Regions from separate parts of the Homo sapiens genome. Here region 2 is linked to region 1. The links are chromatin loops, found by intact Hi-C in ENCODE. Cell type or tissue: PC-3. All regions are shown on one strand. Each heading gives the region's core, and the rest is flanking DNA. Links, peaks and the distances in the headings are about the cores only.

Region 1 (2,931 bases), core at 320-2,819:
GCAGAATTGGGAAGATGGTAGTCAAAGGATACAAAATTTCACTTAGACAGGAGCGGTAAGTTCAAGAGATCTATCACACAACACGCTATGACTATAGTTAATAACAATACATTGCATACTTGAAAATTGCTAAGACTAGATTTAAGTGTTCTCACTATACAAAAAGTTTTTTAAAAAAGAAAAATAAAAAGAAACACATTGATATTTAATAGCTTGTGTTTTGAAAGGGTGTATCATGCTTATTCATTGAGAAATATATGAGAGGGAGAGCAAGAGAGAAACGACACAAATACTTTATTGTGGTAGGTAAGAAAGAGAAGAAGATCATAAAATAAGTCTTCTATCATTAAATGAAGTGACTCCTTATCAACCCCCTGCAACAAAATAAAAACTGAAACTGTATACTATCTATCTATACATATATATATATATGACAACAAAAAAGTAATACATGCTGTGGTCCACACATGTATGACATGGAAGGTCTCTCAGCTTTGGGGTAGATGAATATTAAATATATATCTATATATATTTGGGTAATAATTAAATATATATGTATATATTTGGGTAATATATGTAAGTTTTCATAAAAACTTTTTAGAATTAAAATAGGCTTTTCTAATTAAGAATAATTTTTCATTGGTTCACTCTGTTCAGAAAAAATATAAAAGGACAAGCCTTTGGCCTATAGATGATTGACTCTCAAAACATCGTCCCCAACTCTAAATTTTGATTCTACACTGGGGCAGCTTTTCACTATGAATGTAGTTGCGAATCTTTGTTTATTAAATATTTATTGCATAAATATCTTATCAGGCTCTGGTCTCTGGGCCTTGAATTGTGAACTCTGTTCTGGCTGGAGTCACAGTATCACTTTGGGATTACCATCTCCATTAGCACTTTTATATTTCTTACTTAAGAAAATCTGAAGTAGCAAAAAATTGAATAGGGGATCCCTTGCATCCTCCACTGGCCCATGAATCTTAGGATATATTAAGGTATATTCCACTGCGGATAGGGTTATTTAAATCTTAATGCCAAAGAAAAAAATTGTAATTGCCTGGTGGGTTCTTCTTGCTTGCTGCATAGATAGAGCTGATTTACCGAAATAGAAGTATTGCAGCTGAGAAAGAGCTTAATAAATACAGAGCCAAATGGAATTGCAACAGTTTATTACTCAAATCAGCCACTCCAAGAACTCAGAGGCTAGTGTTTTTATGGCTAATGTGGTGAGCAAGGGGCTAGGGAAGGGGTGCTGCTGATTAGCTGGAATGAAGTCACAGGGGTGTGGAAAACACTCCTCATGTGCCAAGTCATCCTCTCGGTTTAGCCACAAGACTACTTGAGTCATGAATCACAACTCTGGGTGGAATTGGCCCCCAGGATGTAAAAGCATGAAAAACATCTCAAAAGATCAATCTTACGTTTTATAATAGTGATGTTAGCCATAGGAGCAACTGGGAAAGATACAAATCCTGTGACCTCCAGAACAGTGGCTGAACTGTGTTTACATTTCACCAGAAGGCAGGCCCCTCCCATGATCCTAATCTCATAGCCTTTCATTAGTTTTACAAGGTTTTGGTCCCTGGGCAAGGAGAGGTTAGTTTTAGGGAGGGACTGTTATCATCCTTGTTTCAAAGTTAAACTACAAACTAAATCCTCCCATGGTTAGCTTGGCCTATGTCCAGGAAATAGTGAGGACAGCCATCCTTTGAGGCTAGAAGCAAGACTGATTCAGCTATGCTAAAATTCTCTCACTATCATAATCTTGGCAAAGGCAGTTTCAAGATAATGAACTAACAAAAAGCTATCTACTTAAAGGCTCCAGGAAGGAACTTTTCAGTAGCATCCCTGAGAATAAAGACAGTGGTTCTGGCATTCATGAAGCTGGTAGGATGCAATTCTTCAGGGTGACAACGGCAATGACTTCTGTAAAGTGCACAATAGTCTCACTATGCATATGCCACAGGCATTCACTGTCTACTGAGCTGTGAAAGGAACTACTGGGCAGGAGGGCTCTATGGAGATGATGCCACTTCACATTTAAAAATCTTTCCATTTCGCATCATTGCCCTGAGGAAAAATCCAAACTAAAGCTGACCTCTAGGTATATTCCACACTTAACTCACATTCCTTTTCTTTTTCTTTCTGCTTATGCTCTGGATATAGCAAACACTTTGCAATTCTTGAAGGAATGGGTGCTTTCTGTATCTCAAGGTATTAATCTATGTATTCATGTTGTTACACATTGTATAACAATTCCTTGTCCATCTCTTCCCACAGTTTGTAAGCTCTTTCAGAAAAGGGACTGTCTTTGTTGCTTTTATAGCATGAGTACGTGGCATATCACAGCAGTTATTATTATAAACATTATTCATTAATTTAGTGAATTAATTTTCAATTGAATACAAATAAATATTTTAAATTAGGAACATTATTGCTAGATTTATATGCTCTACTAAAATAGTTGTAGTAACTGTCCAGATTACAGGAAGAATACTGAGGCCTTCTCTAGAACATAAATTTGTGCATTCATTATGACAATTGGGCCCTTCTTACTCATGGTACTAATTAAAACACTATTACGTGTACTTGGCATTGAGCTCTTATCAAGAACTAATTTTCTTTTTGAAAATTAGTAGAAACAGAAGAAAACAGTAGAAAACAGAAGAAAATATCAGTCTTAAAAACTGATTAAATCTTAATGCACAATTATCAAATTATTTGAATAAAACAAACAACTATAAGGAATGAAAAGAAAGTACACTTGGAAGAGGGCTAAGCGGGCAACTTGAAAGACAAGTACATGATTTGACCTTTTGACTTGGAGTTTTATATGTTGGCATGATTCCAGGGTCTTGTGTTCTTTCTCCCCTGATTCTTCCCTTTGGGTGGGCTGCCGACATGGGTAGTGGCCTGCTGGCACTTGGA
Region 2 (2,931 bases), core at 186-2,685, 89 kb before region 1:
TCAATTAATATTTTTTCAATTAATATTAATTAACATTTACTACTAATAAAATTTTCTAAATATTCTAAGCCACCTTTCATTATATGTCACCAAGTCTCTTTTGTTGAAACTCTCATTCATTTATGAATACGTGTATGCATATATACCCTAATATTAATTTAGTGTCTGTTTTATACCAGTTGTTTTTGTTAGGCATTCAAAACACAAGATTAATAAGCTCATTACACAAATATATACTGGACATCTACTTTGGGATAAATAGTTTTAGGTCACTGGAATGGTTCAGTAACACAAAACCTTTTATAGTTGAGCTTACATTTTATTGTAGGGAGGGTGAGCCAAATTACACAAACAGATTTGTTTATCTTCAGTTTATGGTTTTGTTTGTTTGTGTTTTAAACCACAGAATTGAACATGATCACCTAGCCAGTAAAAGTACATAGAGAGAACAAAGTGGAACAGAGAATAGTTTGTGACATTTCAAAATAAAGAGAAAAAGAGAAGACAGGAACAAACACAGGAGACTTAGAAGGAGAGGCCAATTATATAAGAAGACAACCAAGAGGTAGCATATTAAAAAATGTCAGGTAAAGAAAGTGAGTAGAAGGCTCAAATGCTGATGGTATGCCAAATAAGGTAAAAACACCACTAGGCTGAAACATGCAGAGATCATTCATGACCTTGTTTAAAAAAAAAAAAAATTCACTAGAGTGATGGCTGTAAATTCCTTTTTAAAGTAAATTTAAGGAAAAAAGGGGCTGGGTACGGTGGCTCATGCCTGAAATCCCAGCACTTTGGGAGGCCAAGGCTGCCGGATTACCTGAAGTCAGGGGTTCAAGACCAGCCTGGCAAACATGGTGAAACCTCGTCTCTACTAAAAATACAAAAAATTAGCTGGGCACAGTGGCTGTAATCCCAGCTATTCGGGAGGCTGAGGCAGGAGAATCGCTTGAACCCAGGTGGCAGAGGTTGCAGTGAGCCGAGATCATTTCACTGCCCTCCAGTGTGGTCAACAGAGCAAGAAAAAAGGGATAAGTAAAATTACAAACAGAGTACAGAAAACCTTTTCCAGGACTTTTGTAAACTCCTGGCAAATAAGAGATATCGATTGGAACTGTAACTAACAGGGGAAAAGAGAATATTGCTTTTTTAAAAAATGGGAGAGATAAAAACAAATTTCTGTCAATGGAAATAGTCAAGTAAAGAGAGAAAATATTCTGAGAGGAAGAAGGGAGAATTGCTGGAACCAGGTCTTTCAGAAGGCGTAGGGGAAGATAAAGATGCAATGCACAAATGGAGGCATTGGCTTTAAATAAGAACAAGGACTCTTCATTTATAGAAACAGGCAGGGAAGAATAACTGGTGATATATAGGAGAAGGAAAAGTTACATAAGAAATGAGGCTTGAAGCCGAAAGAGCAAATAAGTTTTTCATAACTTAGTGTTTCTGAAAAGCACAATGAACTCAAGTTGATACTCTCCTATTTCCACCATGAACAAAACAATGTGTCACAAATGGGTTTAGGAAGAATGTAGAACAGATGTCAAGAAATCTTTCATCATACAGAGACCCATAAACATATGGAATGACCCACGAAGCAAACTGTGAATTTGGAATCATTGTAACCCTCTAGGAAGTAATTAAAACACATATTTAGTGATCAAAAGTTTTATGAAGAAAAGAGCTTGATGAATTGTACGATATTTAGATTTTTTAACCAACATTTTCTCTGCTTTATGCTTTTTTCCCCCATGGTTTTGTAGGAAGATGCATTTCTTCCATCTGTTATTTACCATTTTGAGTACTGTATAGTAAACCGAATAATTCAACCAAAAAATTCAAAGAACACCTTCAGTGACTAACACTGGAGAAATTTTAAATATAATTATTTGGAAGCATATGAATCTGCAGTTTACAAATGCTTAATTTTAAAATAATAAGGCATAATTTTTTTTCTTAGTTTAACTGAAAAAAATGGCTCATTTACTCTAAACAACTTTTGAGTTTTAGTAGATCATATGAAAATATTTTTAATTAAGTCTGCTTTAGAAACCCTGTGAATCTGAATATCTCACTTTTTTGTTTATTTCTGTCTGTGTATAGCAGTGGATATACAGAAAACATAATAAGGCAATTGATATGGAGACTAATAAATTACTGTTATTAGTAATTAACTTTTTGATTAGGTATCACTTCTTTTATGTCTTTTTTTTGTCAGATGCTATTTTTATTGTGCTAAATACCATTCATGTAAGTCACCACAAATAACCAAGTTTATAAAATTTTAAAAGCGGTCAGGTAATTTAAGATGTATCAAACAAAAGAGTAGAGTTTTACATCATATTTAATCAAAAAACATGTTCATGTATTTCTTCTGTATCAACAATTAAATTGCCTTTTTTCTGCTATTGAAATCAAAGAAAGAAAGTGCATTTGAGGTGATTATTATTAATGTATAGAAAGGATATATTGAATTCCTGATTATTACTCATAACTCTATTGGTTATTAAATGGAGATAGAAAGTTTACATTGACTTTATAATTATCAATTATGTTTAGTTGCTCAGTTTGAATACAATATTATTCTTTATATTATAAGCCCACAATTTGGCAGGCTTAGTCAAGCTGTACTTACCTGATTACCTAATTAAACAATCGAATTGATCAACAGAGTGTATTAATTATGTGCTCCAGGTAATTACAGTACCTTTTTAGTTTCCACATCTGATTCAGTGGACTAAAATATGCATACTTTTAAAAATACAATTTTAAAACATTTCTCAATACTTTGAATTTGCTGTTTTAAATATTGTGTATATATTTTAGCATCCTTGAATAATAAAATGATATTTAGCATGTCTCTCTTTTCTCACAGTGCCTTTTATATGAGACATTCATAATTTTAAAATAATTTAGCTTCACAATCCACAG

The links. Peaks named below come from ENCODE experiments on the same cell type or tissue, not always from the same donor. Only the 100,000 strongest peaks of a DNase experiment are listed, where the experiment ranks them.
Region 2: a loop joins it to region 1, with 6 times the contacts of the local background. A loop is called at or near these places in 1 of 110 quality-filtered maps.

The regions. Positions count from the first base shown.
Region 1 is chr13:63,434,533-63,437,463 of GRCh38, forward strand. All of the region lies in intron 1 of LOC124903236 (a long non-coding RNA gene), which reads left to right. Among named protein-coding and RNA genes, the nearest start is that of LINC00376, 110 kb to the left of the region's middle. In PC-3, for the core only: no CTCF peak of the experiment used is centred there; a DNase peak (open chromatin) is centred at 1,419; H3K27ac peaks cover 1,773 bases.
Region 2 is chr13:63,345,635-63,348,565 of GRCh38, forward strand. No RefSeq gene overlaps it. Among named protein-coding and RNA genes, the nearest start is that of LINC00376, 19 kb to the left of the region's middle. In PC-3, for the core only: no CTCF peak of the experiment used is centred there; no DNase peak of the experiment used is centred there.